Linked DNA regions of Homo sapiens: region 1 is linked to region 2. Evidence: read pairs that join two places in POLR2A ChIA-PET (ENCODE). Cell type or tissue: CD4-positive, alpha-beta T cell. All regions are shown on one strand.

What was found. ChIA-PET counts read pairs that join two places held together with the same protein. Peaks named below come from ENCODE experiments on the same cell type or tissue, not always from the same donor. Only the 100,000 strongest peaks of a DNase experiment are listed, where the experiment ranks them.
Region 1: POLR2A ChIA-PET joins it to region 2 with 83 read pairs; 33 of 35 experiments call an interaction of 5 or more read pairs at or near these places.

The regions. Positions count from the first base shown.
Region 1 is chr17:75,830,089-75,835,088 of GRCh38, forward strand. It overlaps UNC13D (unc-13 homolog D), which reads right to left. Exons shown (of 32, transcript NM_199242.3): 21 at 4,832-4,975; 22 at 4,530-4,628; 23 at 4,237-4,443; 24 at 3,987-4,055; 25 at 2,878-2,957; 26 at 1,155-1,260; 27 at 1,010-1,081; 28 at 490-573; 29 at 274-394; 30 at 1-63. Among named protein-coding and RNA genes, the nearest start is that of UNC13D, 12 kb to the right of the region's middle. RefSeq lists enhancers at 1-649, 320-614, 650-1,637. In CD4-positive, alpha-beta T cell, CTCF peaks have their summits at 156 (motif pointing left), 358 and 560; DNase peaks (open chromatin) are centred at 153, 2,213, 2,879 and 2,999; H3K4me3 peaks cover 1,222 bases; H3K27ac peaks cover 3,240 bases.
Region 2 is chr17:75,774,916-75,779,915 of GRCh38, forward strand. H3-3B (H3.3 histone B) reads right to left here and starts at 4,864. Exons shown (of 4, transcript NM_005324.5): 1 at 4,742-4,864; 2 at 4,132-4,269; 3 at 3,895-4,048; 4 at 1,519-3,808. The coding sequence starts at 4,259. The coding sequence ends at 3,680. RefSeq lists silencers at 64-113, 214-273, 1,204-1,253, 4,185-4,454 and enhancers at 1,584-1,673, 3,952-4,556. In CD4-positive, alpha-beta T cell, a CTCF peak has its summit at 4,198 (motif pointing right); DNase peaks (open chromatin) are centred at 2,206, 4,206, 4,466, 4,976 and 3 weaker places; H3K4me3 peaks cover 3,877 bases; H3K27ac peaks cover 1,387 bases.

The DNA.
Region 1 (5,000 bases), 55 kb after region 2:
CGGCCAGCTCAGGGAACTCATGCCTGGGCTCCAAGGTCAGCTGGACAAAGGGGTCGCTGGAGCCTGGTAAGTGGCCGGGGAGTGTGCGTCAGCTGAGGGTCTCCCAGGCACCCCACCCCAGCAGCTATGCTCTGCTCAGCGGCACTGACCCCTCCTGGTAACTGGAGGAAATGCACCCAGAGCTCCTGCAGGGTGAGCGAAGCCCCCAGGGTCGCTGAGACAGGAGGGCCAGGACGGGACCATGGAGAGTGGCCAAAGGCAGCCTCCACTCACCATTGGAGTCCAGGGGCAGCAGGCTGGAGGCGCTGAGCAGCTCCACACGCAGCTTCTGCTCAGAGGCGCGGTAGGAGGCCTTGACTGTCACAGCCCCCAGCTCCTCAGAGGTGGTTTCTGCCTGGGGTGGGGAGCAGGGGCAGGGTCAGCAGGGTCACAGCGGGAGCGGGGTGCTCCAGGGCCTGCAGAGGGCGCAGTGCGAGGGAGGGGCCTCACCTGCTGCTGGATTCGGCTGCAGAAGTACTTCCGGATGAGTTCCCGGCTGGAGGCCGCCTGCAGCTCCAGGTCCCTCTGCAGAGCCTGGGAACACATACAGCTGAGGATCCACCTGGACTGCACGCCCAACCACAGCCCAGGCCTGCCCTCCAGGAGCTCACTGTCAAGGGTAACATGTCCGTTTGAAATGGAAAGTATTGGGTCATGGGACAACGGGCTGGGGCCACCCTCAGGCCAGACAGACAGCAGGAGAGGCACAGACAGGGCTGGCTTCACAGGCGTGCTTCCCCGACCCCACCCCCCATGCGGGCACACAGGGCCCCTGTGCTTAGGAGGACCCAGGCTTGGTTTCAGGTTCTGTCGTCACCGTTCTAAAATTTGTAATAACTTTTGAATAAGGGGCCCAGTTTTTCATTTTGTACTGGGCCCCATAAATTATGTAGCCGACCCTGGACATAGGTGAGTGCCAAAAGGCAGGCTCCCCAGACTTCCTACGGGGAAGCTCACCCAAAGCCCCTACCTGGAAGGTGGCAGTGTGCAGGGCCTTGGGTGGCAGGCCACAGCCCTCAGCGTGGAAGCAGATCTCCAGGTTCTGGGGGAGATATCAGAGGTGACCCCAGGCACCCTCCCACCAGGGTTATCATTGCTGTGACCGGTTCTGTTACCTGCAGGGCAATCTTCAGCCTGTTGGAAGCCAGGGATGAGCTGCGCTGGGAGGCGGCCGCCTCCACCAGCACTGTGAGTGTGTGGGTCCAGAGCAGGGTCAGGAGGCTGGGGCGGGGCCGGAGGGATGCGGACACAGCACGGCAGGGCGGTGGCGGAGGAGGAAGCAAAGACGCTCTTGAGAAAGGGGCGGCCTCAGTGACCCAGCCCCACCCCAGCTCCTCCCACCCCCAACCTCCCCCTCCGCCTCCCACCCCAGGTGAGGCTGGGGAGAGGGTGGGTACAGGACCAGCAAGGGGCAGGTGGGATCAGTCCTATCCAACACACCTCTCAACCTCAGTGAGGAACCCTCCCCAGCACACTAACGGAATGCACAAACAAGGCTGGAGACAGGGAGGAGGCCAGGCCCCCAGTGACAACCATGATTTAAGACAGAACCAGGCCGGGCGTGGTGGCTCACGCCTGTAATCCCAGCACTTTGGGAGGTCGAGGTGGGTGGATCAGGAGGTCAAGAGATTGAGACCATCCTGGCCAACATGGTGAAACCCCGTCTCTACTAAAAATACAAAAATTAGCCAGGCATTGTGGCACGTGCCTGTAGTCCCAGCTACTTGGGAGGCTGAGGCAGGAGAATCGCTTGAACCCAGGAGGCGGAGGTTGCAGTGAGCCAAGATTGCACCACTGCACTCTGGCCTGGCAACAGAGCAAGACTCCATCTCAAAAAAACAATTAGCCAGGCATAATGGCATGCACCTGTAGTCCCAGTTACTCAGCAGGCTGAGGCAGGGAATCACTTGAACCCGGAGGCGGAGGTTGCAGTGAGCTGAGATCGCGCCACTGCACTCCAGCCTGGGCGACAGAGCGAGACTCCGTCTCAAAAAAATAAAAAATATATATACATGGTTTAAGAAATAAAAACGGCCGGGCTCCGAGGGGCCCTGGCTTATACCTCTGGGGGTGGAACAGAACTCTAGGAGGGCTGCGGCCTCTTCAGGGCCCAGATTCCACAGGGAGGTGGGGCGCTGTCATCATCATCGTCACTACCGCTAATAGTCACTGACCACTTCCTTTGTACTGACACCACGCTCAGCACCTCACATGACCCATTTAATCCTCAACAGAAGCCAGAACTACTCTCATCTGCACCGGGAACTTGCCCAAGGCTGCTAAGCAGTGATGAAGCCGGAGTCTGAACCCAGGTGGTCCAGAGCCCATGTGCTGGACTCCACCGCCTGTTGCCTGGCATGCTGGGTCCCTGCTATAAGACACCCTAGCTAGAAGTTCTCCCTGCACCGTGGGCAGGGACCACCTGTAACCTAATGGGGGCAGAGGAGCAGGCAGGGAGGCCCTGAAGACAGGCCTGGGACTAAAGGAGAAAGGACAGGTAGATTTTGGCTCAGCCTAAGGAAGAACTCAAAGCACTCAGAGCTAGGCAGCAGGAAATGGGGAGGCCTGAGAAGTGGCAAGCTCCCCGTCCCTGCAGCGAGCCTTAGCAGAGCCTGTTGCACCCATAAGGGAGGTCACCAAAGGGATTCACCTCCACCCCTCAGAACGGATGCTGAGGCCCAGGAAAGAGGGGCCGTGGGAGGAGAGGGGGAGGTGGCGAGCGCGCCCAGGGCAGGGGCTGCTACACCCCTCAGAACGGATGCTGGGGCCCAGGAAGGAGGGGCCGTGGGAGGAGAGGGGGAGGTGGCGAGCGCGCCCAGGGCAGGGGCTGCTACAGACCTGCTGAAGTTCTCCTGCACCAAGTTGGTGTTCATGTAGCAAAGCTCCACCTCCAGGAACTTCATCAGGGGCAGAATGGCCTGGGGAGGGAGATGGGGAGCAGGTGTGGCTCCGGCCCATGTTGGCCCCACCCCCATCCCCTTCCCCTGACCTGGAGGGAGGAAACAGGGCTGGGAACCGTTCTGTGAGAGCAGTTTGTAGTGTCTGTAAGAGGCCGGCCTGCCCACCTCTCTGCCTTCCCCTCTCCGTTGCTCAGCCTGTCCCAGCCACACTGGCCTCCTCTACAGCCCTGGAACCTTCCAGGCATGGTCCTGCCTCAGGGTCTCTGCCCTTGCCGTTCCCTCTGCCTGGAATGCTCCTCCCCTAGAACTTCTCATGCCTCCTCCCCTTGCTTCCCGTAGGTCTTCGCTCAGTTGTCACGGCCTTCCCTGGCCACCATCTAAAAATACAACCCTCTGACACTTCTCAGCCGCTTCTCTGTTTTAAATTTTCTCTGTAGACTTATCATTATCTAGCACACTGCATGTGTGTGCACGCGCATACACGCCTGTGCATAGAGTTAACAGCTATAACTATCACTATAGTTATGGATACTCACTATGTAGCTCTTTTTTCACCTCCACTACTAGAACGTGGGCTCCAGGAAAGCAGGTATTTTGTCATATTGTTCACTGACCTATCCCCAGTGCTTAAATCAATGCATAGGACAAAGTGGGGACCTAATAAATAGTTGGTGAATGAATGAATATCCTTCTACCCGCCAGTCGAAGGTGTGCATCATGATATGCCCCCACTTACAGGTCAGCTGGCTTGTGTGAACAGGACGGCAAAGCTAGGAGGCAGCTGAGAAGGATGTGCACCCTGGCCTGTTTGGCTGCAAAGTCTAAGCCGTCCCCAACTGCAGCCCCCTCATTGACTGTCAGTGCTGGGACAGCCAGTGGAGTGACCCAACCCGTTCCTGTGAGCATCCCAGGAGGAAACTGAGGCCCAGGGAGAGAACATGCTTTGCCTGGTCTGGGGGACTTATCTTTGACACCAAGGCCTTCAATGACCCCAGATCTACAGAGCTGGCAGGGTGGTGAAGGCCAGCAGGCAGAAGGGCCACTTACATCCTCAGGCAGGACAGACTCCCTGACGCCCACCAGTTTCTGGATGTGCTTGGCGATGCCCACCTCCAACTGGAGACACAAAACGGAAGAAGGAGGGAGGTCAGGGCATGAGTCGGGGATGGAAGAGTTCCTTAGGGCCTGAGTTTAGACGCACGAAGGGGTCAGGGTTGGACCTTGGCCCAGGTGCTGCTGGAGCCAGGTAGGCTGAAGACGGGATGGGATGGGGTGACTGTGCGGTCGGACAAGGTACCTGCTCGGCCAGGGTGCGGACGCCAGTGCGGATCTCATGGCCCAGCCCGGCCAGCGCGCTCTGCAGCTGGGCATGCAGCGTGTTCTGCAGCTGCCCCTGCTCCAGCACGGCCCCTACCCGCTGCTCCAGGGCCTCCCATGCCAGCTGGGCGGGCAACTTGCCGATCACCAGCCGCAGCTGCTCCATGTCATTCACCACCACACACAGCTGGGACAGAGATGCAGAGCTTCCTGAACTGTGCCCAGGCTGGTCCCCACACCCAGCTAGACTCCCAGCCCCAGCTCTGGCCTTACCATGTTGGCTGCCTGGCCTTGGTCCTTCTGGCCTGAAGAGAGCTCGCGGGCCCGGGCCTTTATAAGGCTGCAGTACACCAGGGCCAGGCGACAGGTGTCCTAGGGTGGGGTTGGACAGAGGGAACTGATCCATGGGTGGGGCATCCAGGAAGGGCAGGTGGGAGGGCATGGGAATTTCAGCGACTTGGGGGATTTAGAATACAGGCCTTGGGAGGCTGCCTGGGTGAGAGCACGGGAGAAACGGTGGGTGGTAGTGTGGCTGTTCTAGAAAGAGGGGGAAGGACACGTGGAAGATGCCGCACCTCCACAAACTTGACGGTAATCATGAAGGCCTCCTCTGGGTCTGGCCAGTCCAGCTGCCGGGCAGTGTGGCTGATCTGGGCAAAGCAGGTGGATAGATCCACCGCTGATGTGCTGTGCTTGGTCAGTTCACCCAGGGGCACCAGCTGGGGGAAGAAAGGAGGACTCAGG
Region 2 (5,000 bases):
TTCTCTATGGCGGGCTAGACTGGCCATAGGCCTCAGTCTCTGAATCTGAACACAGGCTGGGGCCATCTTGCAGAAACCATAGGGCAAGCCCTTGTTTCCTGCTGATTGAATTGCAGACAGCTGACCGTGTTCCGCAGTGTTCCTCCCTCTACTGACCTACCTGAAGGTGATTCAGGAGAAAGGGATTGCTTTCCCAGGGCTGCAAGACCCCACCCTGACACCTGACACCAGACAGTGCTTGCAAGGAGCCAGGCAGGGGGAGCTGAGCAGCAGACACCACTGTTGGGGAATCATCCAGTGAATCGATGAGTTGGAAACTGTTAATTTCCAGTCCAGGCAGTCAGCTCAGGGCCTCTTCTCCTTCCCTTTGGCTGATGGTCCCTAGGCCAGGACCAGTGGACCAGGTGCTAAAAGTATCCAAGGTCCTGACAGGACTCTGGCTCCCAGAAATTCTGAAACCCAAGCCACTCCACTTGTCCTGAAGCCCTTAGCCTGTGTCCTCAAGAAGGTGGCTGGAAGACCACTTGTTCATGATGAAGTTGCAGGTCAGGAGCTGGGTCCACTCTTAGTGAGGGAACACCCGTTGCCCTTCATTTCTCCCGTCTTCCTCTTCACCCTTCCTTTTCCTTATTCTGCAGTTACACTGTGGACCCCTGGTTCTGGGTAAAACAACCCTGCTTCATCTCAAAACTGACTGCTATGTGGATCAGATGATTGAAGTTTAAGGGACAAATTATGTCCCGTTTTCAGATTGAAGGTGGTATAATTAGAATATTGGTGGGTAAGCAATTTGACCTTATTTTCCTGAGACATGTCCCTATACAAATAAGTCACTGGGTCCCCACCTCACATCACCATGGTATGGGTAGGTAGAACGACCGCATAATTTGCCAAATTGGGACAGAGAACAGTAAACACAGGCACTATTAAATACACTTCAAGCCTGTAATCCTAGCACTTTGGGAGCTCGAGTTTGAGACCAACCTGGGCAACATATGGAGACCCCGTCTCTAAAAAGTAAATACACCAGCTGGGCGCAGTGGCTCACACCTGTAATCCCAGCACTTTGGGAGGCCGAGGTGGGCAGATGACGAGGTCAAGAGATGGAGACCATCCTGGCCAACATGGTGAAACCCCGTCTCTACTAAAAATACAAAAATTAGCTGGGCATGGTGGTGTTTGCCTGTAGTCCCAGCAACTCAGGAGGCTGAGGCAGGAGAATCACTGGAACCTGAGAGGCGGGGGTTGCAGTGAGCCAAGATCGCGCCACTGTACTCCAGCCTGGTGACAGAGCAAGACTCCGTCTCAAAATAAATAAATACACCACTTCAGCAGGCACAGACTGGCACTGTCCTGGGCCAACTGTCACTGAGGTCACCTCAATAGGGAGCTTCCTTATTATTGAATGCGCACGTCCCAGCCCCAGATGAATCAGAAGTCAGTGCTTTTTGGACATTGCCCCAAACTTTTTGAAAGACATTATCATTTGAATGAAAACCATTGAGAAATGAGAAAATCTTAACTTCAAAAATTTTATTTTAGTCTCATCCATCAAGGGCATAGGATACCTGCATCAGCTGCAACTTCTGCTTTTCTCCTTTGCCTCTGCTCCTTTACCCTTACCGAGGGATATCCCATACAGGAAGCCGCCTACAACCAAAAGCTATCTTCGCCTTCTGGGTTGAGTGCTCAAGCCAAGTGTGGAAATGCAAGTCACTGCTTCGGCAGATTGCAAGCTGCCCAATATAATCTAAGAGCCTTCTATGCCAGCCTGCAGACTGGAGAAGGTTCACTAGTGTCACCCACTTGGGTTGTCACAGGTAGTAAGCAGAAGCTAACTCATCACCGTAGCCAGGTTTGTGTACTTTGTTTCCAGACACGCTACAGCATAGCACGTTCCAACATCTGATCTTAATCTCATTCTGAAGCACAGTGAGGAATCAAGTGTGCTTGTTCCAGAGCTGATTATGAACTTTCTAGAAAAGCGGGTCATTATATTGCATCCTTTCATAGGAGCTCATTATCACGACCTGAAAGATACCTACTTTACCTTCCCTCCAAAATATCACATTTGAAACTAACCCAAACTTTTGAGAAAGCAATTTTAATGGGGTATAACTTTAAGCAGTTGCTAACTTCAAACGTGGAACGCTTTGATGACTGCTGGCTCTCATGCTGTCTCACTGACATCCACGTACTATGCTTTAGTGGCCATCATCGCACAAGGAAACTGGTTTCATACTGAAGTTTAAGACTGAGTTCTACACCTGTGGGCTTCTACACTACGGAACGGGAGTGGGGGGGCTGAAAAGCTTATTAATATACTTTGTCTTAGCCCACACTGCAAATACAGCACTATTATGGCATCTTAATCAAGCAGAGAGCTGTTCACATGCTTTCTACAGTATCTTTATAAATAAAAGGTTCCTTTATCCACCAAACAACACCTGAAATGATCTAAGTTCAAAACATTAGTATACAAGGACCTAGATAATGGGACATGTGAAAACTTAGTACATTCAATTTAGGTTTTGGACACTTAGTTGGATAAACAAGTTTATTTGTAAATTTAGTCAACATACATAATTGACCTAAAAACTTCAGTAAATTTTAAAACCACTTGGAAGGCCATCTCTATAAAAATGATTTTCCCAGGACAGTAACCAGATGTAACCTAACCCAACACCATCTTAATTGGCAGAGGTTCAGTGGGCTGGAGTTTTGTGCTCCTCCCCCACACCAAGTTTTTATAATACAAATGCCACAAGAAAAAGAACTTCGGTACTGTTTCCTCAGCAGAGGAGAAAAACTCAACCTAGTTATGAGACCAACCACACAACACAATGAAAAGCTGCACTAACTAGTTCAGAATGTTAGTTAAGATGATGCTGGTGTGAATAACTCGTTTTTTCTAGAGCCCTTATAAATAAAATCCCCCAGTTAGTGTTTGCATTATCAGCTAGAGGGTTAACATGTGGTAGAATGAGGACTTATGCAAGGTATAAATGCGCATAGCATTTTACTACTATGAGAACAAGTGCAGTCAGAAGAAAACCAACTGGACTCTAAATTACACACACCTTAATGACAAGACTCCCCACCACTTGTGAATGTAAAACATTTAATTTAAAAATGTTGATACTACAATATATAAAATAGCTATTATAAATGCACATAGTGTATTCTATAGCTGCCAGGTTTACTTTTTTTTTTTTTAAAGGAAACTGTAAGTTACACTGTGGTTAAGACTTGTATCTTCACCCTTGAAAAAGCCCACATTCTATCACAGTGATGTATGGTCAGACTTAACAGCCCCAATTGTTAAACACTTGGATCAAGTCATAACCAGTTTTATTGCAAAAGGACCCTGTACACATTTATCAACTCTAGTACCTTAATAGCTACCCAACAAGTCATTAACATACAGAAACATGCATCATGAGAAGCAAGAAGTATCACCCATCCCTTCTGCATATTAGCAACTTGTCACTCCTGAGCAACAGTGCTCACATCACTGAGGTCTGTGAACAGTCACTTTTCGCATTCATCCTGAGTGAAAGATGGAATGACTTAAGTACAAATGCAACATATTATAAACAATTTCTTACAAAAAAAGTCACAAATTAAACCAAAGTATTTTACAGAATTTACTACAAAACGCCATAAAAACTGCCTTCACTTAAGCTCTCTCTCCCCGTATCCGGCGAGCCAACTGGATGTCTTTGGGCATGATGGTGACTCTCTTAGCGTGGATGGCACACAGGTTGGTATCTTCGAACAGACCCACCAGGTACGCTTCGCTAGCCTCCTGTTGAGGACGAGAGCCGCACTATTAATCCCACTCGGGGAGCGGAAACCGCCCAGCCCTCCCCCGGCTCCAGGCCTTTGTCTTACCTGCAGCGCACCGATGGCTGCGCTCTGAAACCTCAGGTCGGTTTTGAAATCCTGCGCGATCTCCCTCACCAACCTCTGGAAGGGCAGCTTCCGGATGAGCAGCTCGGTCGACTTCTGATAACGACGAATCTCTCGAAGCGCCACGGTCCCGGGCCTGCAGCGAGCAGGGGAGGAGTGAGCGGACGCTGCCGCACAAAGCCGGCCACCGCCGGGCCATTGTTCCCCCGCCCGACCTACCTGTAGCGATGAGGCTTCTTCACCCCGCCGGTAGAGGGAGCGCTTTTCCTGGCGGCTTTCGTGGCCAGCTGTTTGCGGGGGGCTTTCCCACCGGTGGACTTACGAGCAGTCTGCTTGGTTCGGGCCATTTTCTTTCACCTAAGAAAGACGCCCCGAAGATAAGGCCGCCGCGCTCACCCGGGCCGCCCCCCAGGGCTGCGGGGGGAGGAACAGATCCTGGCCCCACCGCCGGGCCTCCCGCCTCCCCGCGCCCCACCTCGCGGCAGCAGATGGCCGAGGGCCGCCAACCTCCTCCCCCTCCCCTAATGACTCAGGCTGCGAGGAGCGGCAGCCTCCCCCGGGAGGGGGAGCGCGGGGAGGAGTCACTTCCCTTCCTCGACGGGCGGAGGCCCGACTGCCCGGAACCCGGCGTCGGGACCTCTGAATCACCGCCGGGAAAAGGCGGGGACACAGTTCCGGAACAAAGCCCCAAGGGGAAACCTCCCGGCCCCATACCCGACCCGACGCCAGCGGCCCGAGCAGCCCCCGCCGCTCGGCTCCCAACGGCCGCGGCGCGCGGCGCCAACGGTTGGCAGAACCTGAAGCCGCGGGTAAACCTACGAACGCCTACCCAACGCCGAAGTTTTAGGCCACTTCTCCGACCGCCGCGCCGCTTCCGCTGCCCGAGGAAGAGCCGCAGTCGACGAGCGAAAAACCAGCACCGCCCAACGAACGACCAAACCGCTCTGCGCTCCAAGCCCCCGCGTCGCCTCCGTTTTTATAGGCACGCTTCACGCTGCGTCTCTGCGTCATAGAACCCTTATTTGCATACACCAACGACTTTTTCTATTGGTGGGCGCTTTCGCCGACGCGCTGACATCCCCCGACAC